Linked DNA regions of Homo sapiens: region 2 is linked to region 1. Evidence: read pairs that join two places in POLR2A ChIA-PET (ENCODE). Cell type or tissue: PC-9. All regions are shown on one strand. Region 1 overlaps COX7A2L (cytochrome c oxidase subunit 7A2 like). Region 2 overlaps EML4 (EMAP like 4).

What was found. Peaks named below come from ENCODE experiments on the same cell type or tissue, not always from the same donor. Only the 100,000 strongest peaks of a DNase experiment are listed, where the experiment ranks them.
Region 2: POLR2A ChIA-PET joins it to region 1 with 6 read pairs; 5 of 35 experiments call an interaction of 5 or more read pairs at or near these places.

The regions. Positions count from the first base shown.
Region 1 is chr2:42,354,563-42,359,562 of GRCh38, forward strand. The region is part of intron 1 of COX7A2L (cytochrome c oxidase subunit 7A2 like); the gene reads right to left. Among named protein-coding and RNA genes, the nearest start is that of COX7A2L, 4.2 kb to the right of the region's middle. In PC-9, no CTCF peak of the experiment used is centred here; no DNase peak of the experiment used is centred here; H3K4me3 peaks cover 1,018 bases; H3K27ac peaks cover 968 bases.
Region 2 is chr2:42,179,052-42,184,051 of GRCh38, forward strand. All of the region lies in intron 1 of EML4 (EMAP like 4), which reads left to right. Among named protein-coding and RNA genes, the nearest start is that of EML4-AS1, 11 kb to the left of the region's middle. In PC-9, no CTCF peak of the experiment used is centred here; no DNase peak of the experiment used is centred here; H3K27ac peaks cover 600 bases.

The DNA of each region.
Region 1 (5,000 bases):
ATAATTGACAGGGCATATTATAAAGATTAGATATTGAAAACCTCAATGCTACTCCCACCAGGCAAGCACTAGATGAACAGGTCAATAAAAAGAAGCATTAAAGTAAACTTGGCTTCTATTTCTTCTGACACAGTACAGTAAATGGGAATGAACCATGGCCTGTTTTCTGTAACGTATTCATTCATTCAACATTTATTACTGATCACTTGCTCTACACTAGAAATACACAATGAATAACATTGCCACAGTCTCAGCCACCATGGATATTAATGTTATAAACCAACAGCAGCTAATATCTATTTAACCCTTGTGAAGTGTCAGTATCATGTCAAACATTTCACATGCATTACTTCACTTAATTCTGACAGCAACCCTATGAAGATATTACTATTCCCATTTTTCAGAGGAAAACACTGGAGAGAGAATAACTTGCCTTTGATCAAATAGTGAAAAGCAAGTCAAGTTTTCAAACTCAGGCCTTTCTCAAGTCCAGAGCCCTGGCTTTTAAGTATTCCACAACTCACACCCCACCCTCCCAATCAACTATTGCTTAAAAACAACAGCCCATTTAAAGAGAAAGTTTGGTCAGTAAGATGTTGGCCTACATTTAGAAATACAACACACTCAAAACAGAGACTCAGAGGAGTCAGAGAGGCAAACAGGGGCTCTACTATCAAGATCAAAAGGCTAACAAGAATCATGGTTTGAACTGGATGGAGAATGTTAGATACTCCTTTATATCATTCTGTGAGCTCACCATATTTTCTCCTTGAAATGCAAAAATTTCTTCTTGAATGCAAAAATGTAAAAACTCTTTCTACCAAGGATCTCCAAAAATGGCTTGAAAGTAAATTCATGTTTCGACAGGACTAATGTGAGAGTATTTTTGAAGGGATTGTATTTGTTTGTCCAAGCATGCAGTGATTCAAAACTACAGCAAAGTTTTTGAACAGTATCATCTGAAAACAGGAATACCAACCATCTTAATTTTAAATTAATTCCGTATTTCCCTTTATAATATTGTAAAAGTTTATAGAATTGAAGTTACCTATAATCTCATTATCTCATCCCATTAATTGTTATAAATTGTAACTTTTCCTCCAATGTTTATTCAGGTTTAATAATTTAACAGTCACAGTGTAAAATCCTACGTTCTTTTTTTTTTTTTTTTTTTTTTTTTTGAGACGGAATCTCGCTCTGTTGCCCTGGCTGGAGTGCAGTGGTGCAATCTCGGCTCACTGCAACCTCTGCCTCTCAGGTTCAAGCCATTCTCCTGTCTCAGCCTCCTGAGTAGTTGGGACTACAGGTGCACGCCACCACGCCCAGCTAATTTTTGTATTTTTCATAGAGACTGGGTTTTGCCATGTTGGCCAGGCTGGTCTCGAACTCCTGACCTCAGGTGATCCACCAACCTTGGCCTCCCAAAGTGCTGGGATTACAGGCGTGAGCCACCACACCCGGCCCATTCTGTTTTTTTTCCTTTTTGAGCTAGGCTCTTGCTTTGTCACTCAGGCTGGAGTGCAGTGGCGTGATCCTGGCTCAGGAGCTATCCTGAAACCTCCCAGGCACAGCCATGTTCCCTCTGCCTAGAATGATCTTCTCCAGGTATCCACGTGGCTTATACCCTCACCTTCTTCAGGTCTTTACCCAACCCCATAAGTCACCTTTTCAGAGAGATCTTTCTGACCACCCTTTTAAAAACTGCATGTCCTCCCCCTTGCCCTACTAACAACTTACCCTCTTTATTTTTCTCCACAGCACTTATCACCACCTAACATACTATGTTTTACTTTGCTTACTGTGTCTCCCCCCACTATAATGGAAGCTCCACAAGCACAGGATTTTGGCACATCTTGTTCACTGCTCCTATATTCCAAGACTTAGAAAAGCAACCGGCAGAGTAAGCGCATTCAGTAAATATAGGCAGAATGTTCAAATAAACTAAAGAAGGCTATAGCTTCACAGTGTAGGTTTGAGTATCTCAGAAACAAAGTCTGATCAACTGGCATTTGATGGCAGGGCATCCACAATTCCCATAGCAATAAGAAAACAACTGAAAGCTGTTCTTATAAAAAGTGGACAGGCTGGGCGTAATGGCTCATGCCTGTGGTCCCACCACTTTGGGAGGCTGAGGTGGGAGAATCACTTGACTCAGGAGTTTGAGATCATCCTGGGCAACGTAGTGAGACCTTGTTTCTACAAAATATCAAAAAATTAGCCAGGTACAGTGGTGCACACCTGTGGTCCCAGCTACTTAGGAGGCTGAGGTGGGAAGATGACTTGAGCCCAGGCGGTCGAGGCTGTAGTGAGCTGTGATCACGCCACTGTACTCCAGCCTGGGCGACAGAGACTCTGTCTCAAAATAAAATTAAAAATAAGTGGCCCATAGATCAAGAAAAATCACATACTTTACTTTTTAATACTGAATCTCTTAGCTGCTTAAATAAGCCCCACCTCCAAAATTAATTACGAGCCATTCAACCTTAACCACGTTTAGTAATTAAGTTCTTCCTAGTTTATTTCAATTGCTCCAAATTTTTAAAGAGAAAAGTAAACATGATTTTCCCTCTAAAAGTTGGTTGTAACATTTTCCTTTTCTTCTACCTCTTAGGTTTGGGGAAGAGGGTGGAGAGAAAAGAGGATCCCCATAATTTTAATTTTTAAATGATAGAAATGTATGAACTTTTCCACTGTGATTTAGGACTGGAGACCAGTTTCAATCTGCAGTGACTCAATTCATTTGGCTTTTTGTTTTGTTTTGTTTATAGATAGATCTTACACTGTCACCCACGCTGGAGTGCAACGCATTGATCACAGCTCACTGCAGCCTCAATCTCCTAGGCTCAAGTGATCCTTCCGCGTCAGCCTCCTGAGTAGCTAGGACTACAAGTACGCTTCACCATACCCAGCTAATTTTTCTTATTTTTTTTTTAGAGACGGGGTCTCACTTTGCTGCCCAGGCTGGTCTCAAACTCCTGGCCTCAAGCAATTCTCCTGCCCTGGCCTCCGGAAACACTGGGATTACCAGTGTGAGCCACCGCACCTGACCTCTATTTATTTCTAACGGTAAGCTAGACATCACCACCTACCTCCATGTCCTTCTGACACCTCACACTCATCATGTCCAAAATTCACTCCTAAGCCCATTCAGGAACACCCTGTCACTGTGAAAAGCACCAATTCACCAATCATGCTGAAGCCCTCCCTCCTCATCCCCAACATCTGTCTCATCTGAAAGGACAAACTACCACAACTCTGCATCAAGTTGCTCTGCAACTTCCTACTAGTGCCTCACAAAATTAAGTCCTTACATACTAGGCCCTTCATGATTTACCTCCATCCTCCACAGTCAAACTTACCTACCCAATGCTTCTCCTCCAGACCCCCTCCCTTCCTTCACTCTCACAGTTCCCTTTACCTAGAATACCATTCTGCCATCTTAATTGGGAGAGGAATTCCTAGATCACACAGTAAAATTACGTTTCCTTTTTTAACAAACTGCCAAACTGTTTTCCAAAGTGGCTGCGTCATTTTACCATTTCCACCACAAATGTAACATGTTTCGTTTCTCTACATCCTCACCAATACTTGTTATCATCTGTCTTTTTGATTCTAGGCATTCTGGTGGATACTAAATGGTACCTCATTGTGGTTGTGATTTGCTCTAATAACTGAAAATGTTAAACATCTTCATGTGCTTATTGGCCTCAATTTATTTTTGACGCAATTCAGAGAAAGGTAAGGAAGATGCCTTTCAACCAATGGAAAATGCCATCCCACCAACTGCTTGCTGTCAAGCTGACTTACAAATCTCTACCTGTGCAATTGTTACAGAACCACCTTTTCCATATTATGTTATTTAGTGCATGGCAAATTATTCACTTTACTTACTACTACAAATTACAAACATCTTCATCGTATGTTTCCAGGAAAGGAAAAAGCTGAAGTACTCCTAATTACCAAAGTCAGAGCACCTAGTTGGGAGGGCACCTGTCACAATCACTCAGAAATTTACAATTCATATAAAGCCTACACAGTATCACTTCTTTTCAACATAGTTTAAGAAATCTTTAAGTAACTAAGAAGTTCAAATTCTCAAGAGAAACACGATTCACGAGGAGAGGTACTAGAAATCTGAAAGCCCTATCTATATCAAACTCATCGCAAGGTAATCTCTGCTGAGCGCCCATTTTATTACAATATGCCAGTTTTTAGTCGAAAAATTTACTTTTTTCTTACTAAGCAACAAAACCTAGATTATGCTGAAGATATATTAAAAGAACATAAACCAAGTGTGGTGGTACACATCTGTAACCCCAGCCACTCAGGGGGCTGAGGTGACAGGACTGCCTGAGCCGGGGAGTTCGAGATCAGGCTGTGCAACACAGCAAGAACCTGTCTCAAAAAATATTTTAAAAAAATAAATAAAAGAACATCTACTACCACCAACAGAATAAACTGTGATATATTTATAAAATGAAATCCCACAGAAGAATAAGAGGATAAAAGGAATTAACTACTGATACGTACAACACGGACTAACCTCAAAAATATTTTTTGAGCAGCCAGACACGGCGGCTCACATCTGTAATTCCAACATTTTCAGAGGCAAAAGCAGGACGATTACTTGAGCTCAGGAGTGAGTCTACAGTGAACTGTGACTGTGCCATTGCACTCCAGCCTGGGTCAGAGCTGGTTCCATTTACATGAAGTTCAAAAAAAGGCAAAACTATCTATTTATGATGATAAAAGTCAGAATAAGAAGGTGGCAGGGATTGACAGAGGGTACAAGGGAACTTCCTGGGATGATGTAACATCTTGCATATTGAGGGAGGTGTGGTTATACAGTACATGGGTTTGTCCAAACTCATCAAACTGTAACATTTAATATCCATACACTGGAGAATACATTTCATAGAAGCAGATGATAGAAATGGCCATTTTCTCACATAATCTGTAAAAGAAGTGCAACACTGCTGACTATTCCTTCCTTACAAGTC
Region 2 (5,000 bases), 180 kb before region 1:
TCAATATGGTGGTGAAATCAGACAACACCTTGTGTGCATGATCAAAATAAATATCACCAATGGATTTGTGTGTCTCTGCATGTGATACCCAGAAAAGAGCACATCAGTTACAGTGTTTTTCAGCCATGAATTCATAGCCTGAATCTAATCATGAGGAAATTTTAAACTCCAGATGGGGAACATCCTATTTTTTAAAACGTCGGGGAGCTGGGTTTTTTTTTTTTTTTTAATATTATAAAGACAAAGTCTGTGGAAACATTCCAGACTAAAGAAGACTTAAGAGATGTGGTAACTAAATGAACTACCTGATTTTAGACTGGATCTTGTATAGAGGGGAAAATACAATAAAGGATATTATTGGATCACTTGGCAAAATTGGCATGTGGATGGTGGTAAGTATTGCATTAATGTTTATTGAACTTGGTAACTGTCTTCAGGTTATGTAAGAGAATATTTTTATTCTTAGGAAATACATACCCAAGTTTTTATGGAGAATGGTCCATGATGTTTATAGCTTATGGTTTAGGAAACAAAGGTAATACATATATGGGGGTTTTTTGTTTTGTTTTGAGATGGGGTCTCGCTCTGTCGCCCAGGCTGGGGTGCGGTGGCATGATCTTGGCTCACTGCACCCTCTGCCTCCCGGGTTCAAGCGATTATCCTGCCTCAGCCTCCCGAGTAACTGGGATTACAGGCACATGCCACCATGCCCGGCTAGTTTTGTATTTTTAGTAGAGATGGAGTTTCACTATGTTGGTCAGGCTGATCTGGAACTCTTGACCCCAAGTGATCCACCCACCTAGCCTCCCAAAGTGCTGGGATTACAGGCATGAGCCACCACACCCGGCCATATGTGTTTTATATATACACACAGATACGTGTACATATAGAGGGAGGGAGGGACAGAGCATGCATATGTGCATGTGTGTAAATAAAGCCAACGGGTAAGATGTTAATAATAGGTTAATTTGGTGAAAGCTATGTGGATATTCTTGGTACTGTTTTTGTTCTTACAGCTTTTCTGTGAGTTTGGAATCATTTTCAAATGAAAAGTTTAAAAAAATTGTATGAACTTTGCATTATACTTCATAGTATGGCATTAAAAAAAATTGGAACTATCCTGTCTTCCAGAAAATTCCAGGCAAACCCTTGAGATAAAACTGCGGCTCCAAGAATATGTTCCGTGTATGTATCATGTGGCTTCCTTTTATCCCTAAGCCTCAGTTTGAGAAACATGTCTCTGGACCAGAGGTAGCTGTGGTTCAGATTTAGCCAACAGACATATTTTGTTTGGCCCTTTTGAGTGTTTTAAAAATAGGGAGATTTCACATAACAATGTGGATGTTTGGTTTCTATTGAAAAATAGGGTGATCTTGCCACTCTGGACTTGCATTCCATTCCAGATGGTCTGTATATGTGCTAAGTGGTGTGCCAGGTGCCCTCAGTCCCTACCTTACATGCAGCTTGTTTTAGTCATTTCTTTCCTGGCCTCTATAGACCTGTCTTTGCAACCTTTACCTAGCCCAAGAGGTGATGAAAGTGCCTGTCTTCTTTACACTATAACAATTTGAGAATTAAATTGCTAAATGGATGCCCTATCACCCTCTAACATTTTAGTGTTTATTTCCTGTAAGTAAGGCTTTCTCCTACACAACCATATTACAACCAACAGAATCAGGAAATGTTGATACATTACTAATTCTCAGACCCATTCTAGTTTCACTAATTGTCTCAATAATGTCTTTTATAGCAAAAAGATCTAGTTCACAATTACATGTTGAATTTAGTTTTCATGTCTCTTTAGTCTCTTTGATATGGAACAGTTCCTTAGTCTTCCTTGGGTTTTGTCACCTTGACACTTTGGAAAGTTGCCCTCCAGTTGTTTTGTAGACTGTCCCTAAATTTGATGTTTCATCCTGATTAGATTCAAATTATGCAATTTTGGGAGAAATGCCACAGAAGTGAAGCTGTGTTTGTCTCATTGCATCCTATTAGGTGGCACACAATTTTTATTTATCCCATTACTGATGATGTCCATTCTGATCACTTGGTGTCTGCTAGACTTGCCCACAATTTTACAATTTTAGTAATTGCAAAATTATTTTTCTTGTTTTACTTGTTTTAGCTGGTAGTTGATAGCTATTTTGTAAAATGTGCTTTGAAACTATGTAAATATTCAGTTCTTCATCAGACCTTCAGTTTATTGGTTTATATCTGTATGGACTCAGGTTTCTTATTTTTTTATTTTTATTTTATTTTGTATTTGAGACAGGGTCTCACTCTATTGCCCAGACTGGAGTGCAGTGGTGCGATCACGGCTCACCGCATCCTCCACCTCCCGGACTCAAGCGATTCTCCTGCCTCAGCCTCCTGAGTAGCTGGGTTTACAGGCACACGCCACTAACACTTGGCTAATTTTTGTATTTTTCGTAGGGATGGGGTTTCACCATGTTGGCCTGGCTGGTCTCAAACTCCTGACCTCAAATGACCTACCTCAGCCTCCCAAAGTGCTGGGATTACAGGTGTGAGCCACCGCGCCTGGCCAGGTTTCATATTTTTTTGATGGGTTATAGTCCATTACTATTTATTTTGATGCTTAAATTGACCCTGTTTTGGCAAGTAGATACCCCTCTAAACTGTCTTCTTTGTTCTTTTGCCACGTTCTCATCATTCTTTGAAGACTTTCTTGTTTTGTGACACAATAAGATGATCCAGGTTCATCTTGTGCCCTTTTTGCTCCAGCCCTAGAATCAGCCATTTTTGCCAAGGAGCCCTAGTTCTTTTATGGAGAAAGGTATTTAGAAACCAAGCTCTATGTGCTAGTTGTGTTCAGTGCTGCTGGAGTCCTCGTCACAGTAGTTAAAATTAAGGAATATATTTATGTACATATGTGTGTGGCAATATATAGATATAGTTACAGCTATATTTTTACAACAGCGTAGGGTTAATTTTTGTTTCCTCCTTTTACATATAGTTACTTCCCCAACAGAAACCTGGCTTCCATTATGCTTAATGTATTTATTTATTTGATGAGTCCTCCCCTACATAATCAATCTCCTGTCTCCACTGGTTTCTTTTTTTTTTTTTTTTATGTAGAAAAATTCTTCTTTTTTTTTTTTATTATACTTTAAGTTTTAGGGTACATGTGCACATTGTGCAGGTTAGTTACATATGTATACATGTGCCATGCTGGTGCGCTGCACCCACTAACTCGTCATCTAGCATTAGGTATATCTCCCAGTGCTATCCCTCCCCCCTCCCCCCTCCACTGGTTTCTGCTTCCTTGCTTGTTCAGGTTCTGATTGAACCTGTGCTGGGCTGCCCCCTCATCTTGTGCCGACATTCTCATCCCACCAGGGCTCCAGCATCCTATGCCAGGCTGCCTTTCTCATCCACCTGGTTGTTGATACCCTGCACTAAACTGACACCCCGTACTGTGCTGCTCCTCTGCCAGAATGACCTCCTTACACACTTGCCTTGCACTGGCTGCCTTGATAGCTTTAGGACTGAACTATGGGGGAAGGGGAGACACCTAATCATTTTTAGAGAAAACAGTAGCTTTAATGAAAAAGTGGAAAACTATAGCTTTTCCACCAAATATCACAAATATTTATTTTATATCACTTCCCAAATCTTGTTTACATGTCTATTGGTCTGCTAGAGCTACCATACAAAATTACCACAGACTGGGTGGTTTAAACAACATAAACATATTTTCTCACAGTTCTGGAAGCTAGAGGTCAGAAATCAATGTTTCATCAGGTTTGATTTCTTACAACACCTTCCTCCCTAGCTTGTAGGTTGCCATCTTCTGTGTCCTCATGTGGCCTTTTCTTTGTGTGTACATATCACTGGTGCCTGTGTGTCCAGATTTCCTCTTCTTATAAGGATACCAGTTGTATTGGATGAGGCCCCCCCACAGCCCACTGCCTGTCTCTACCAAAAGTACAAAAAATTAGCCAGGCATGGTGGTGCACTCCTGTGATACCAGGTATCAGGAGGCTGAGGTGGGGAGATTGCTTGAGCCTGGGAGGTGGAGGTTGCAGTGAGCTGAGATCGCACCACTGAGCTCCAACCTGGGTGACGGAGTGGTGACTGAAACTAATTATAGCTCCCAGAATGGAAATCTAATGATTTAACAAATATTTATTAAGTAAATGCTACATGCCAGGCATTGTTTTCATACTGGGAATATGTCAGTGAACAAAACAAAAATCCCTGCTCTCATGAAGCTTGTATTATCATGAGGGGAGATAGACAATAAAGAGTTTTAATTAAATTATTCACTGTTAGGAGGTCAGTGGCTTCTGTGTAAACAATTGATGTGTACATTGTCGGTTTTAAGCACATGATCCTTTTTTCTTAGATGGTGGTGATACAACCTGTGTGGGATATGGTTATGTCAGATTATACAGAAAAGTAATCTTGGGGATACAAAACAGGTAGTTACAACATTGATAGCTGTCCTAGGACTACTTTGTTATCATACATCTTAGTCACTGTATCTGATTTTGATAGGTTTTTGGTATATGTATATGTATGTATAAAATACACATATGCTTTTTGCAGGCTTCCATTCTCAGTTCCTTTTTTTTAAATCGTTTATATTTAAGGTATAAATATAATACTGTGTATACAAGTATAAATAATATACTATGCTACCTTTATGGTTGGACATATATTTTTATTTTTAGAATTTTTTTCTTATTAAATAATCTGGCTGTATTTCAATAAAATCTTTTTTTTCAGGTTAATTATTATAGGTCACTGTTTATCAATCTGGATTCAGGACCTACATCCAGTCACTAGAGAATTCTCAGGATGCTGGGGAGGTCTTAAAACAGCTGTTTGTGGGTGGTTGTGTTGGTAGAGGCAAAATGTGGGTTGTACCACCAGGATGAGGTCACCTCTTTGACCTTCTGGCCCTCTTTCTTTCCGGACTTTAACACCTACTTTGGTACTTAAAGCAATTTGGGCTATTTGCTGTGCTCTGAAGTGTT